Regions from separate parts of the Mus musculus genome. Here region 2 is linked to region 1. Evidence: chromatin loops called from intact Hi-C (ENCODE). Cell type or tissue: heart. All regions are shown on one strand.

What was found. Hi-C counts contacts between places; a loop is a spot of excess contacts. Peaks named below come from ENCODE experiments on the same cell type or tissue, not always from the same donor. Only the 100,000 strongest peaks of a DNase experiment are listed, where the experiment ranks them.
Region 2: it touches region 1 in a loop (11-fold over the local background); 13 of 42 quality-filtered maps call a loop at or near these places.

Annotation. Positions count from the first base shown.
Region 1 is chr2:27,923,659-27,931,658 of GRCm38, reverse strand. Col5a1 (collagen, type V, alpha 1) reads right to left here. Exons shown (of 66, transcript NM_015734.2): 3 at 3,404-3,617; 4 at 2,118-2,280. Among named protein-coding and RNA genes, the nearest start is that of Col5a1, 41 kb to the right of the region's middle. In heart, a CTCF peak has its summit at 4,720 (motif pointing left); a DNase peak (open chromatin) is centred at 4,698; H3K27ac peaks cover 1,305 bases.
Region 2 is chr2:28,414,490-28,422,489 of GRCm38, reverse strand. No RefSeq gene overlaps it. Among named protein-coding and RNA genes, the nearest start is that of Gm13373, 14 kb to the right of the region's middle. In heart, CTCF peaks have their summits at 2,369 (motif pointing right) and 4,215 (motif pointing right); DNase peaks (open chromatin) are centred at 2,379, 4,219 and 6,629; H3K27me3 peaks cover 1,491 bases.

The sequences.
Region 1 (8,000 bases):
GCATGCACATGCATGTGCATAGACCACACACACACACACACACACACAGAGAAACACACACATATAGAGACACATACACACAGAGAAGCACACACAGACACAGAAATAAACACACATATACATACAGAGAAAAATACACAGATGCTTTTTTTAAAAATGCAAAGCGTTTCCAGAAACTTGATGATAAAAGGCATGTTGGCACAGCCTGTAGAAATGACAAGCACAGCCCGACACTGCTAGTACACAGCAAATTCAGTCAGACCGGATGTTTTGCTTAGCTCTGGGATGTCCTTGTATGCCTGCCTTTAAGATTTTGGTCACCAGAGAGTGGACAGCAGGGGCCACCCTCGCTCTCCTGGCTAAGAGTTCTCTCTCCGGCTCCTCTAGTACCCTCTTATGCCCACTCTTCAGGGCAGCCCTGGCACTTCCCAGCATCTTAGCTTTTACCTAGATCCTCCCACAAGGTAATCCGTAAAAGCAGTACTTGACCCCTGGGCAAGCTGTAAGCACTAGCTTCCCACAAGACCCAGCAGGTACCTGTCTAGCTGAGGACACTCAGCCACACCCCTGTTCATCCCAGATTTCTGGGCACATCTAGTCAGAAGCTTGCCCAGAGGGCAGCCCCATAGCTTACAGGATCCAGTACTGCCTGTTCCCATGTGCCTGTCCCACCTGGCAGAAGGCCTGGACTATGAGTCCAGCAGACCCATTCACCCACCGCTCTCACCTTCTGGAGACTGACCCCATTTCCACATGAGGCAGCTGGCTGCTCTGGACTCTCCTCAGCTATTGACTGCAGATTCTAGCCCAACCTCACCCTAGCTGACCTTGGCCCAACCTCCACAATGAGTGTGGTTCACACCCATCAGGCACTCACTCCTTGGCACACTCAGCTACATGTCACTTTTGCCACAGATCCATGTATAGCATTGCAATTCCACATCAGTCACAAAGTACCAGCAGAGCACTAAGGTCGGTTCGACATGGCATCCAGCCTGCTGGGCCTGAGTCACTGGGAGGACATGGCCCAGAACCTCCACCACAGCGGTGAGAGCATCAGCAGGCCTCATCAGACACAGGTGGCAACTGCACCTGGTGGTGAGCCAGCACAAGGAGGAAATAGCATTCACATGGTATTTAGAGACTGAGGAGAGCACGACCCCCATTCTGTCCTGTCCAACCCCTGGAGGGAGATATCTAAGAACCAAGATCACCCTCGGAGACCATTCTCTGGGTGATTACCAAACTTCTTCAGCCAGGGGCCCTCAGCTCCCAAACTTCCCACAAAGTCCAAAGTATGTCAAAGAAAAGAAACCAGGCCAAGTGTCCCAGCCCAAGTCCATGGTCTCAGGCTCCAGATGCGCTTGGGACACAGACCTCAGAGATGCCTGTTCCAGTGCATCTGGTTTCAGGTGGCCTCCAGGGCCACCAGACACCTGCACGGGCTCTCAACCTTCTTCCTGAAGCAAAGACAGTTCCCAAAATGCTTCTATGCCCAACAGGAATCCAGAAGACTCTAGACTGAAATGCAGGCTCAAGCCCCTTCTCTGTTTTCTGCTCTTGTCTCTGGGGAATTTCCCAGAGAAGCAGGCTCAGCTGCTGGATCATTGAACACACACACACACACACACACACACACACAAACACACACACAAACACACACAAACACACACAAACACACACACACACACACACACACACACACACACCCCGAGTCATTTGGTTCCCTCCCAGTTATCCCAGGAGTGGCCCAGTTCTGCCCTGCAAGTACCACTCAGAGGAAGCTGGCTCTCCTCAGTAGAACCCTTACCCATAAGAAGGTGCCAGTCAGAGCAAGCTTGCCAAAGCCCTGTCTCTATCCCAATGTGGCACCCAGGAGACAACTACTGGGTTGCTTAGAAACAGGCAGTCACCGCCACCCCTGCATGGTACCCACATGGTAGCCAGTCAGGCCGTTCCACTCATAGGTCGTGGCATCCTTGGGAAGCAATAGAATCAAACTGACCCCTAAACGAGGAGATGGGTCTCCCACAGTAGCCACAGATCTCTACATGAAGAACCACCACGTGACCACAAACATCCCAAGTGGCATAGGGGACTGCCCATCTCCTGCCTACCTCAAATATTTCATCATCCAGAATCCGGGAGCCAAACATGACAATCCCATTGGTGTCTATTATGGGGTGGTCACTGCGGCTGAGGAACTTCGTAATCTTCTTCTTACAGTCGAGGATCAAGGTGACATTTTTCTTGTAGACACTGAGAGCAATTCGGTGCCACCTGCAAAGAAACAAACATTCAGGCGGGGAAAGGTTGCACACTGCAGAAGGCCAGAGTGGCTTCACAGCAGAGTCCCCAGGGCCTTGCACCGCAAAGCCTCTGTGTGACAACTCTGGACACACATCTGGACAATAGCACCCGAGAATCATACTGTCACTTAGAGAATCTCTAAGAGTCAAGAAAGGGATCACATCCACTGGCTTCAGAACTAATTTTCAAAGGCAACAGGAGGCTTCGTTTCCCATTCTGAATATAGCATCCATACGCAACACGTCATTAATGTTTATAAACCAGAAAGCACTTGTCCTAGTTCAGAGAGTCATCTCTGTTTAACCTCCCTCTTTCAGTGCAGCTGAGAATGTTCTGGGCTTCCATGATCCCTGCTTTGAGAAATCCTAATGTAGGCCTGGTACGTACAGTGAACGGGGCCAGACTCTAGGAAGAGCGCTTGTAACACAGGTACTTCTGGGGAACAGATGTAACTTACAGGAGATCCCACTGTTCTCCAGTCCCCTCAGATCCTCAAAGCCAGATTTCTCATCTCTAAGATGCAAATCCCGTGAGCTCCTTGGGAGAGGTGAGCATGAGGACTTAGCGTGGGTTCAGCCATTGAAAGAAGTCATACGGAGGCTGTGGTCACAGTCACATTATAACTCTTTACATGGGATGTTATCTCTGACCACTGTGGGCTAGATGTGATGGCTCGATACAGAGTCTTGCTAGAAAACCCAGAAGCCATAGCCTGTGGTCCCCAGGGATGCCACCAGCAGAATTCTGAAGATAGGTCTTTGTTTTCCCTCACTCACACAGAGACTGTCCAAATCCAAAAAGGAAGTCCCTTTGGGAACAGGTGAGCAAGGCCATGTCCTCTGCCCCTTCTGATCTAGGGCCAGCACAGGGCACACATGGTGCATTTTACAGGACAGCAGGGCTAGGGAATAGCAAAGGTCCCCTAGAGTTTTAGAGAAGAGAAGAAACAAGCCCAAGCCTTTGAACTCCATGTCCAGCGCCCCACCACCTGGTACCCTGCAGGTGAGCATCATAAACCATCTACTATCGGGCTAGCTGCCGCCGCACTCTATCTGGCCAGCAGCTCCATCCCCTACCTCAGTGGGATACTTACTTGCCATCGGACAAGTTGATGCCAGGGAAAAGCGGATACTCTTCAGGCCCGGGCTTCCCTGTGTGGTCCTCATAGAGGAAGACAGGGGAGCGGCCCAGCTCCAGCCCCAACTGCTGGATGCCCTGCTCATTGTAAATGGAGACTAGGAAGGCCTGGCTGCCTTTCTTGGCTTTCACGGTTGTCAGGATGGAGAAGTCCTCGGGAAAACCAGACTCTGGAACAGAAGACAGGATGAGAAGGCCATAGGAGAACCCAGACCCTGGCCAGCTATGGCAAGCTGAGACTGATCTGGCAAACTCTGCTGTGGGTGGCACTCCTCTTCAGCTTATCCGCCCTAAGATCAAACCTCTACAGCCTCCTCCACCACCAGGGTTCAAGCTGGCCGTTCAAGGCACAATCAAAACACAAGTTTCTCTAGGAAGGCCCTTCCGGTGAGGACCCCACAACACCCTCTCCTTGGCTGCGAGCTGCACCTCTGTGCATCTGCTTATGAGTCCTACTAGGGACCCACTGGACTCAGCAGCTTAAGGGGGACCTTTGAGTCTCCAGCTGCATCAAAGGCTAAATATACTGTGTGCCTCATCCAGTGTCGATCACAAGGGATGTGAGGAGTGGAGGAGAGAGGAGTGGGAGACAGACTTGAGCTCGTCTTGACTCACATGGTCTGAGGATTCCTTGTCAATAAGCTCATCAAAGAAAAATCAGAAGCAAATTTTAAAAATACTCCCAATTTAAAATTTTAAGAAAAACAAATATCTAGTATGTTGAACAGGAAAGCCTGTGCCTTTCAAAACAGGAAGCCCCTTTTTTGAGTACCTAAACTCACTCCTAGCCCTGAGAGCACCTAAACCCACCCTCAGCTGGAGCTCAGTGAGCCCTTGGCTGCCCCCTCCCCATGGAGCCTGATGGAAATGTCAACTATCCTCCTATGATTGAAGTTTTGCCACCAACTGCCTGGGTCTGATAGGATGTAAGCCACACAGTTACTTAATGTGAAGGAATGCGATCTAGAAATATTCCTTCCTTCCCCCACCCATGGATAGGGCACCTCTCAGATCCCTCAATGGGTAACACCCAGCAAGGAACTGGCAGAAACAGACTGACGAAGCACCAGGTAGTGAGGTACCACCAAGCCACACTGTTTCCTCTGTAGATGCTGGGAGTCTGAGTTACGGGCTGGGATGAGGCAGGAGTGTCTGGCTATTCCATTTTCTCCTTTAGAGTTGGAACAAGGTCAGCCACTTGGCCCAGTAGGCCACTAGTCACTGCTGTAGCAGGCTTTGTCACAGTTTCCTTGCAAAGCTATCCAAGGGTGCCCTCTGTTGTTGGAACTGCAGGCTGCAGGTACAATGCTGGGGAAAATCAAGATGTCCTAGATCTGGGGTTGGGGGCTGGGGGTTGGGGCACAAACAGGACATAACGACTTAACTGCTCTTCCCTCCCGTTTCTGATATAGGGCACAGGCAGAGAGAGCTAATGGAGGCTGTGGTCGCTTCTGACAGGGAAACTGCAGATCCCAGGGGTGGCACAGGGTATGGTGGGATAGGAAGCCAGTGGAAGAACTATCCCATAGGGTCACGACCTCTCATCAAGGTCAAGGGGACCTCAGACTCTGATGTGGGATAGCCACGTGTCCTAGCCCAAGTCAGGAGCCCAAAGAGGCTGGGTGTGCAGGGGCCTGTTTGTGTGCTGGGCATCACCAGCTCCCCTGGGCTCAGAGTGACAATTTCAGGCTGCTCTGATAGCTGGTAATGATGGCCATGCACCTACTTGAGGTAGTTGGGGAAAAAAGGACTCCACTGGGGGACCTGCTTAGCCTGCTTTCAAGTTCCAGACGGGAAGCTTCTTGGAAGGGGACATGCGAGCCTGCACTGTCTTGTCACCCTGGGTGCCACACTGCACCCTCTACTAGGCAGGGGTGTGAAGGAAAACAGAGGTCTCCACCTTCACTGGTGTTGATGGGCACTGAGAACTGCTGTGCCTACCCAATTGAAGGCCCCAGTTAGCCCTGCCAGTGGCTGGGCGCTGTACCTGTAGGACGTGGACACCAGAGCGGACCCTACAGCAGCCGGGAGGTCACTGTCTGCATTCAGGGTGGACCATGCGGTCATTATCCAGTCTCTGTGCCCACCCTGACTCTGTGTCATTGACTGAAAGGATGAGACGCATGGCACATGAGAGAGTCCTCTTCCTCCATCATGATCTATGGTGGAGGGCAGCCAGCCCATCTCTCCCAGCTCATTAAAATGCCCCTCCTCAATGTTTAAAATCACTATGGTAACAAATTTTCTCAGCTCAGACAAAACTTGGAAAAGATGAATTATGTTGAACATTAATCTCTCTCCTAGCAAAATAACAATGGATTTATAGTCCCTTTAAGAAGGTCTCTCTTCACTACGACAGGAGCTGACACTGTACGCCAAGCTTCCGGGTAGTCTGGAGAAGTGCATGTGCGGTCTGGTGCCTCCTGACTGATCTCACTCAGAAAAGCCACCACAGTGGAGGGCCAGCAGCTCCGCTCATGGGGTATCCTCCCTCTTCCCACCAACACCCAAGGGCCCCGGTCCACGGCGGGGATACAGTAGGCAGCTAATAAATGCAGCTGCCATGGAATTGACTCTCCCAGAGAATCTCACATACTACCATATGGGCAGGATGGCCACAGCCTCTCAGAGAAGACACAGTTCTGCTCACTGAAGGAATGCAGTACCTCTGACCTGCTGCTGTATTCTTACACCATCCTGGGGCCCCGTATCCCATGGTCCAGCCCAGGCAGCCGCACCCTGCTTCCCATGCATGGCCTTTGTCTAGGGCCAGCATTCTGAGATGTAATTTATCCTGTGGTCTGCAGTGGACTGGTTGGACCCAGGGCCTCTGGTCAGTAAGGATAGGAGGGAGCAATAGGGGTAGCTGGTCAGGGGCTGCTCCTGGAGCTAGCTGAAGACTTGGGATCCTGGAGTAAAGATGGAGCCCTGGAAATGGGGGGATAAGGAGAAGAGCTCCTGGCCAATCCACCCTATCTAGTTCTGAGTGAGCCAGAAATCTCAGGTACCTCCTCAGAGAAGGATGCTGAGGAGAACAGAGGGGAGACCTCAGTCCTCAGTGGAAGAATGGTGGGGACTGGTTCTCCACACACAAGGTGAGGCCAGGGGTCAGGCCTTAGTGTCAGTCAGGAGACCATTACAAGCAGCTGGTGCTAGCTGGGTAGACATAGGAGCAATAAAGCAGTATACAGGGAAGTCCAGGACCGTCTTCATGCATGGCCTGCTAGTTTCTTTTAGATATGGCGCCCACCCTGTGGGGGAGAATGGCCAGATCTTATGCCATGAACAAGCTAGCCCAGCCATCTAAAGACCCAGATCCACACAGCCCATGAAGGAAAGATTATGCTGCTCACTAGGATAAGGCTGTCTTGGGAGATCAGCCCATAACCAAGGGCATCATTGAGCAAGCACTAAGACAATTCCAGACATCTATTCATGCTCTACCCAATCCAGTCTTGCTGCGGTTGCCTGGAGCCCTCGGGCCTCCTAGTGCAGCTACCACAGACAGCCTCCCCACCCTGGTGTAGCCAAGGAGCTCCTGCACTCTGGAAGAAGGCACACAGTAGCTAGCAGCCACCCTCATTCTTACCTAGGCTGCTGCAATGGCTGGCATGTAGCCACGTGAGTCCTGTGGAAGACATCCCACAAGGTCTGACCTGTTTCCTAAGCACTTGCCAATCAGAAAGCCTGCAGTACCTTCCAGGATTTTCCAGGGTCAATCACCTACTCTGAGGTATACAGCCTCAGACACCAGATGATGGATAATGCTGACCCTGGAACAGCTTTTCCAGACTGACCCATGGGACCTGAGGAGATGACACCACAGAAACTCCTCTGCAGAGACTCCGAAGCCACCTTGGCTGCACTGGCCACTGTCAGACAATCAGTGATTGACCCGGTGTCCCCCACACCCTAGCTACAGCAATTCTGATTATCTAATCAAGTTACTAATTTGAGGACAGTTGAAAACAAAACCAAAAGCTTCCCAGGACTGGGGCTGGGACTCGGTTGTCAGAGTACTTCCTGAACCCATATGGAGCTCTGAGCTTGATCGCCAAAACCACATAAATTTCATACTGATGCATGCCTGCACTCTTAGGGCAAAAAAAAAAAAAAAGGTGGATTCAAAATAATTGGAAGTTCAGGGTCATCCTTAACTGTAAAGCAAAATCTAAGGCTAGTCTAGAACAGCTGAGACCGTGCCAAAAACAAATACAGTAAAGGCCCACGGTTCACCCCGCACACTGGCAAGTCTAAGGCAGAGGACACGAGCTGAGGGCAGGCTGAAGACAGGCACTGTGCCTGTAATCCCACTGCTTGGGAGGTGGCAGCAGGAAGACTGGGAGTTCAAGGTCTCCGTAGCTGCTTGGCAAGTTCAAGGCCAGCCTCAACCTACATGAGATTCCGTCTCAAAAACAAAATATCAACAAACTAGTCAACTACCAAAAAAATATCCCCTATCATGTTACTTGGGAATCCACTCCATTTCCTGGGCTCAGCTACCTGATCCTGTGAGAATTCTTACCATAAGCCACCCAGGGAGAAGAGAGTGA
Region 2 (8,000 bases), 490 kb before region 1:
AGGCTAGAGGTCAACACTGGTTGTCATCCTTAATCAGTCTCCACTGTATGTTTCTTTAGTTTGAGTCAGGGTCTTACTAGCCTGTAACTCATTATATAGACGTGGCTAATCTCCAACTCATAGAGATATGCTGTTTCTATCTCCCCCCGGGTGTTGGGATTAAAGGCAAATGCCATTATGCCAGGACCCACCTTATTAAACTTAAATATTTAGCTTTATTTATTTATTTGTTTGTTTATTTTGTTTATGAGTGTTTGCCTGCGTATGTGTAATATATACAGATGTGGCACATGCATACCCCATGCCTGTGGAAGCCAGAAGGTGTCAGATGCTCTGGAATTAGTGTTCCAGATGGTGCGAGCCACTATATAGTTCCTGGAGACTGACCCTGGGTGTCTGTGAGACCAAACGCTTTTAGCTACTAACTCATTTCCAGGCTGGCCAGCGAGCCGGGTCCTCCCCTGTCTCTGGTCCTCCCAGCCTGGGACACAGATGTGTGTCACAGCATCTGACTTTTTATTCTACCTCATGTCCTCCAGCTTCCAAGCACTTTACTAGCCCTTTACTGACCGAGCTATCTTCCTAGCCCTTCATACTATCTTTAGGGAAGAAACACTCTGCCACGGGTGTCTCAGGGCCCAAAGGGGTTACTCTGAGTGGCGAGACTCAAAGCCCTCCTGGTGAACCCCTCACAGTTCACCGGCAGGGCCCTGATGCTTATAGGGTGGAAGAATGGGTGTGGGGCAGGCTGAAAACAAACCAGAAACCCCATTCCTTACTAACTAGACTTTGGCACCATGGTGCCTGACCCAGTGACTTATGTCTAATACAGACACGTGGAAATCTAACTCCTAATGACCCATAGGGCCTGAATTAGTGTCCTTTCTGTTGCTGTGATAAAGCACCGTGAGCAAAGACAGCTTAAGGGAGAGTTCATTTTGGCCTCTGGTTCCAGCAGGTTAGATGTCTATGACGACAGGAGAGGCATGGCAGCAGAAGCAGGAAGCTGAGAAATGAGATCTCAGAAGCACGCTGGAAGCAGAGAGAGTGACCCGCAAGTGAGCTGAGGCTGTAAACCCTCAGAGCGTGTGCCCAGTGATGTGCTTCTCCCAGCAAGGCTCTGAGCACATCCTGCAGGTTTCATAACTTCCCCCAAACATCTCCACTAACCAAGGACCACGTGCTCAGATACACGAGCCTGTGGGTGACATTCTCATCCAAGCTGTCACAGAGCCTCAACCCAAGTGACCACTTCCAAGAAAGACAACGTGCATGGTGAAATCTACAGCTCAATGAGACCATGAGGGTTGGGGCTCCCTTTTAGTTGGGTTCTGAGGATTGAACTCAGGTTGTCAGGCTTGGCTGCAAGCTCTCTTAACCGCTCAGACATCTCTCCAGCCCCCACCTGGCTAGCTTTTATTTTCGTTCTAGCTCTGTGGACATTTCTTTCATTTATTTATTTATTTACTTATTTATTTATCTATCTATTGAGTGTGTCTGTCTGTCCGTCCGCCTGTCTGTCTGTCTGTCTGTTTTTGACTGTGCCACAGTAAGTATGTGGAGGTCAAAGGACAACCTTTAGGAATTGGGTTTCTTTTCCTACATAGTCCTGGGTATCATCCAGGCCTGGGGGAGTACTGGGCAAGGTTAGAGGCTGTCTCTAATGAGCACTTTGCCCTCCCATGGACATGATAATTGTGCAGAGAGGGAGCTAAGGTCTCAAGCAGCCTAAGCTAGCCTTGAACTCACTGTGTAGCTGCGTTCGCCTTGAACTCCTGATCTTCTGCCTCTATTTCCCAAGTGTGGAGGTTACAGGCTTGCACCGCTACGGCTGTATATGTGGTACTGGGATGGAGCTTAAGGCCCGTACATTTTATGCATGCTTGGCAAGTGCTCTTGCAGCTTAGTTTTATCTCCAGGCTGGCTTTTCCTTCTCAGCTCTAGGGCTGAGCCCAGGGCCTTGTTCATGAGAGGCGAACACTCTACCACTGAGCTAGGCTCAGGTTTAACTTTTTAATTTGAAACAGAAAATCCCAAAGCTGGCTTTCAACTCCTTCTGTAGTCCAAGCAGGACCAAAATTTGTGATCCAACTGCCCCACCTTGAGTATCTGAGATTATAGGCCTGCACTACCAGGCCCAGTGAGAGTCTCACTTGTAAACAGGTGTATTACCTATTTTTTTTTTTTTTTATCCTGGTGACTCTTTAGCTTCTCCTGTGCCCACCCTGTACGTGAGATCATTGTCTCACCTCACTGTGGTCCTTGTCCTACTTCTGGCGTTTTGGTAAACCTGGTCCCAGTGGATCCAGGCCTTCCCAGCAGGCTCCAGGAACAGGCCTTGCAGGAATGCTGGTGCCACTGGGCACAGGGAGGAGAATGACCAGCAGGGGGCAGCAGCGTGCTTCCTTTGATTTCTCAAATACTTAAAAACAACCAGTCAGTCATCCCACCAGCCCTTGGGAGCCTAGCAGGGTAGGCTCTGGGATGAGCACAGGATCTCTCTCTCTCTCTCTCTCTCTCTCTCTCTCTCTCTCTCTCTGTCCCTCCCTGTTCTTTGTTCCGATATGGCTTCTTAAAACCTGCACCCACTGAGGTTCCCTGGCTTCCATTATCCGACTCTGGTAAAGGAAGGGAGGTGTCCAGGTTCCGAGGTAGCCACTGGTCATATACTCCAGAATGTGGGAAGGGAGGCTGGTTGGAATAAAGATGGTTGTTTAGATGTCTGTGCTTGGTTCCAAGCTGTTAGAAGGAAAAAAAAACCAACTGCAAACAAACAACATAATAAGTTTCCCGTTGGCCAGTGTTGTAGATACCCTGGTTCCAGAACTACATTAGTAGAATGAGTTTTCTGGGCTCCTTTCGCTTTCTGGAAGTGCTAGGTATAGTGTTATAGGACAGGCACACCTAGAGAATCAGCTTTGCAAAGACCATTCCAATCTGCCCTGCAAAGTTGGTTGTCGAGTCTCCCCAAGGACAGCGAGGCTCTCTGTGGTTCTCATGGGTGCTCCTGGGGTTCAGTAGGTTGGGGGTACACCTTGTCTTCCTGAACATTCTGCTTCCCACTCCACAGCCTACTTGTGAGCAGCTCTTGATGCTGTGGTGAGAGAAGGGGTGTGTGTCTCAACTCTGTCCCTGATGACCAGGGGCAGAACTTGTTCCCAGACCTCTGCTCCAGAAGTGGAAGTCTTGTTTCAGGGGGGGGGGGTCACTGCAAGGGTCACCTGTCCTCTGAGGCTGCCGGCCAAAGCCAGGCTGTTGTCACTCACTGGGTTCTGCTCTGAACAGGCAAAGATCCTGGAGGAAAACTGAGGCAGGCCAGGTGCTTCAGGCTGCTGTTACGTCACAAAGATGGCTCTGCTAAGTGATATCCTGGTCCCTTGGCTGTGGACCTAACACCAAGGCTCCATCTTGTTCCTTCTGCCCTTCCTGCTCCATACCATCTCTGCTCCCTCCTCCTGGCTGGACTCTCCCCAGGTTATACCCACAGCCTAGCCTGGCACATCCTGTGCCTTCCTGTGGCCTTGTGAACTGGTAACTTCAGTGGCCCCACAATCACAGAGCTCTGCAGAGTTCCTGCATTGGCCATTGCCCCCCTCCCCCAGCTTAGAGAGACTAGACTCCTATCTCCTCTCGGATCTTGCTCCTGGGACTGCAACCCTGGCTCCTGGCTCCAACTCGCCAAGATGGAGGGATTCACTTCCCTCTAGAGTCCCTGCCTCCCTTCTCCTCCTCCCCCATCCCAGGTTGTATCCAACTCTCGGCTGCCTAAGTCAGTCCCAGCTGCCTCTAGCTCATCAGTTTGGCTACTGCAACCTCTTCTCAGGCCTCTGAAGCTCTGGGCAGTTTCAGGAGAGTGACTCTGCTGGTCCTCTGTCCTGCCTAGCTGAGGAGGGAAGCTCAGACAAGAGCCCAGTGTGTGGATCTCTCCAAAGTAGCACTGGCTGCCCCAGAAAAGCCTTAGCACAAAGAAAAACACAGACAGTTTGTGAAAGGTGAACTCTGGGTCTTGAGCTCCACCATGTTAGAGACAGGGACCCTCACAGCCAGGAGGCTTCCGACTGTCTGTTAGGCAGGTGTCTTTCTTCTTTTCACTTTTCCTTAGGGACAGCACCAGGTTTCCATTTTCAGCCTCATGCCTTTTTGCCTCTGGGCCCCAGGATGGCTGGAGGGGTGGTGCCAGGATGGACAGAAAGTGCTTGTCAGCCTGCAGCCATCCACCAGGGGGTGCTGTGAGCTTATCTATAATGGTTAGTGCCAAGTAGCTGGTGTCTAGCTAGTTATTGACTGGTGGCTGGTGACTTAGGGAGGCAGGTTGCAGAGCTCTGGGACTGCAGTGCTGTCCGTGTCAGAGGAATAAGGAGCTTCACAGGCCTCAGCCTGTGTGGGGCCTGGGTACTTCTCCTGCTGCAGCTTGGGGTGGGCACGGATATGTATTGGGCAACCACTGGGCACAGAGCAGGGGCCTGCAACCTGGAGACAGAGGTCCAGTTCAGTGCTATTCACTGAGTGCCTTTGGTGGGTTCTTCAGCCTCTGGTCTGGTGTCCTGGCCTCTCCACTGTCCTGTAGTAAAGTTCCACCTTAGTTGGAAAGCTTTCTGGTCATTATGGGTTGTACCATTTGGGGGCTGTTTGGGAGGTGTGGCGGTCACCTTGCATGTCTCACTGTACTTGGCTGGTCCCTCAGCCAAGGGGCAGCCTGAGGGTCAGCTCTGATGGGGCTGAGAGTAGTCTCATGAGATCCAGGCCAGAAGGGGCTCAGTGAAGGTGGATGGGCCAGAGAGGTGGACAAGGGTCTCCATATGGAGTCTGCCATCTTAAGGCAGGAAGGACATGTGAATTTCAAGGGTGCAGGAAAGGCAGGAGATAACCTGCAGCTTGGAGGGGTAGATGGAGCAATGTGGGTAAGGCAGGCAGTGGGGTCCTCCTGAGACAGGTCAGGGTAGGCCAGGATGAGGGCACACCTACAGGACAGGCCTAGAGCAGGAGTCTCCATCACCCTGTGGCTGTTCACAGCTTTTCCTGACATAAGACTCAGGTCTGGAGAGGTCAGGAGGGCCTTGACTAAGTAAGAGAGGGAGGGATGGGAAAGGGTGACACAGAGAGACTGAGAGACACATCACACATGTGCATATATGTGCATATGCACACACACTCACAAACAGACACATACACAGACACAAGTACATAGACACAGACATACACACAAATGCACACATACACACACACACATATACACAGACAGACACACACAGATGCATATACACAGACACACACACACAAACACACATACATACACACATATACACACATGCACACACAGGCACACACAAACATATACACACACAGACACACACACAAACACACACACAGACATACACACAGAAACACAGACACAGACACACAAACAGACACATACATAGACATACACACACAAACATACATACATACACAGATGCACACACACGCAGACACACATACAGACACTCATACACACACAACACACACACACACACACACACACACTCACGAGTCTATCTTGGCCCTCCAACCCTCTCCACACAGTCAGTATGAGGACTCAGCAAATATCAAGTGCCTGGCCCCTCCATCCTGCCCTAGGAACTCATGGCTTCAGGCACTCTGAGACCTGACTTGGCCTTCAAGGCATGCCATGGTCTATCTGGAGGGTTTGCAGGACCCCATGTCCCTTTTTTGTTTCATCCTTGTCTGATGGCCTCTCCTGGTACCTGTGCTTCACCAGGCAGGGCCCCGCCCTGTGGCCTCATTCTGGCTATAGAGCTCATTGTGCACAGCTTGTGTTTTCTGTCACCCAGGGTGGGGGAAGCAGCTTTGCCCTTTGTCTATTGGAGCCCAGAATTCCTCTGGTTTCAGTGCATAGAACTGGGGTCTAAGTGAAAGAGGAGGTAGAAAGATGCTAAGAGCCAACCAGATGTGGCTGATGACTCCACAGGACTGTCCTGCAGACACAACAGGACTGATGGACATATGGACACACAGAGACTGCACACAAGGACACACAGAGACTGCTTACACAAGTTCAAGCTAGATGGGGTCCCAGCACCGAGAGAGCCAGTGACCACAGGCTCCCAGCCCTAATTAAGAAGCTGTCTGCAACTGATACTTACTGGAAAAGGGAAAACCAGTTTTTCCGCAGTGGAGTGTTACTGGGTATATCAACCACACTCCAGGGCAGGACCGTGCACAGGATTTTTTTTTTTTTAATTTTGTTTCATTTTGGCATTTTTACTTCATTTGTTTTATTTTGGTTTTGTTTTATGCTTTTGTTTTGCTTTGCTTTGTTTTGAGAGAGAGAGAGGGAGAGAGAGAGAGAATATAAAGATGGGTGGATAGAATCTGGGAGGAGCTAAGAGAGGGAAAACATCAAAATAGACTGTATGAAAAAGATTTTAAAGGAAAAGAGAAGTGTTTGTTGACAGACTGGATGAAGTTGATCCCCAGTTCTTGCTGTGTCCCTGGGTTCTTATCTGCCTGTGACCTGTCCACAGGCAGGGCTTGGCCCAGTGCCCACACATAGCAGCCAACAAATGTAAGTGATATTGTTGTTGTTCCTATGATTATCGGTGACACTTGGGACTCTGATACAGTGTGCTGACCGGGGCAGGCTGTCATCCCTATCAGCCCCGAAGAAGCACTCTGGGGTGGTGGGGAGCTTCACCCACAAGCACCGGTCAGCATCACATTGGACAGAGTATGGCAAACTGCCAGTGGCCTTGGGATGAGCCATAGCCCCACCCCCAAGGGCCTACCACACTGCCCCCAAGCCATGTGTACACTTCTCTTTGCAAATTGACTTGGCACTAGGCATGCTGGAATGAGGCCGTGCCTGGCTCTCCTGCTGTGCTGGACTCCTTCCGAATGAAAGACAAATGTATTTTAATTTGTTCCAACTTGACACGGAACCCCCTACCCCTCCCCCTTGAGAAACTGGGTCACTAAGCAGAGAATTCTATAGCTGGCGCCAACTTATATTCTTGCTCACGAAACAGCCTTTGTTCCTTTTGCAACACAGGGAGGTTCTGGTGCTGTCTCTCTGGATGTGTGGGCATGAACGCAGAGAGGTCTAGAAATGTTGGGTTTGCTGAACAGAACAGACCGTGCTGAGTGGGCTCGGAAGGGGTCCTCTCCATTGCTCCTCTAGAGAAGGTGCTGGGAGGGCCCAGCGAGGGGAAGGCGCTGCCTCTGGGCCACACAGCAGCAGCTACTGACGCACTAAGCATTAGGAAGGCTGCCTGTACCCACCTCAGTCATGTGGCATTAGGAAGGCTGCCTGTACCCACCTCAGTCATGTGGCGTTTCCCAGGGCTTCACTCAGCTGGATGCAGAGGCCTCCCTTACCTATAAAATAAAGGGAACACAAGGTTGGTAGAATGGGGATGTTGTGTCCAGATGCCACAGGTTTTTAGGGTAGGTTTTTGGTACTGCAGGTCTGAGATGCCAGGAGCACTCAAGGCCAAGACCTGGACTACTCGGCCTCCTTGGGTAGTGGGCATCTGGGTCCCTCTGAATCGGTGTGTGCCAACTCTGCAGATGATGGCAAAGGTTGGTGCTGGCCGTGCATGTGACGCTGTTTGGATGCCTTTGGTGATGCTGAGTCTGATCACATAGACACCTTGGACTCCATACTCTGGGCAAGTCACTGATGGGACCACGACCTCATGTCAGCCTCAGTTTCTCCATGTGCAAGTTGAAGCAATGATAACCTGATTGAAAGTCTTGTGTGGGACTCGCATGAGTAGGATTACATAGGGAGGAGACATGTCTGGCTGTCAAATCTATCTGCATGTGAGGAAGGACAGACAGAAATGTGTGGGCTCCGGTGGGGGATGGGCTGTGATCACAGAAGGTGATCCTGAGTTGTCTGAAGCCGGGCATTGCTTGGCATTTGTGTTGTTGGGTTTTCCCAGAGGGAGAGGGCAATAGAGCCTCAGAAGGTCAGGGGTGTCATCCAGGTAGGGACACTT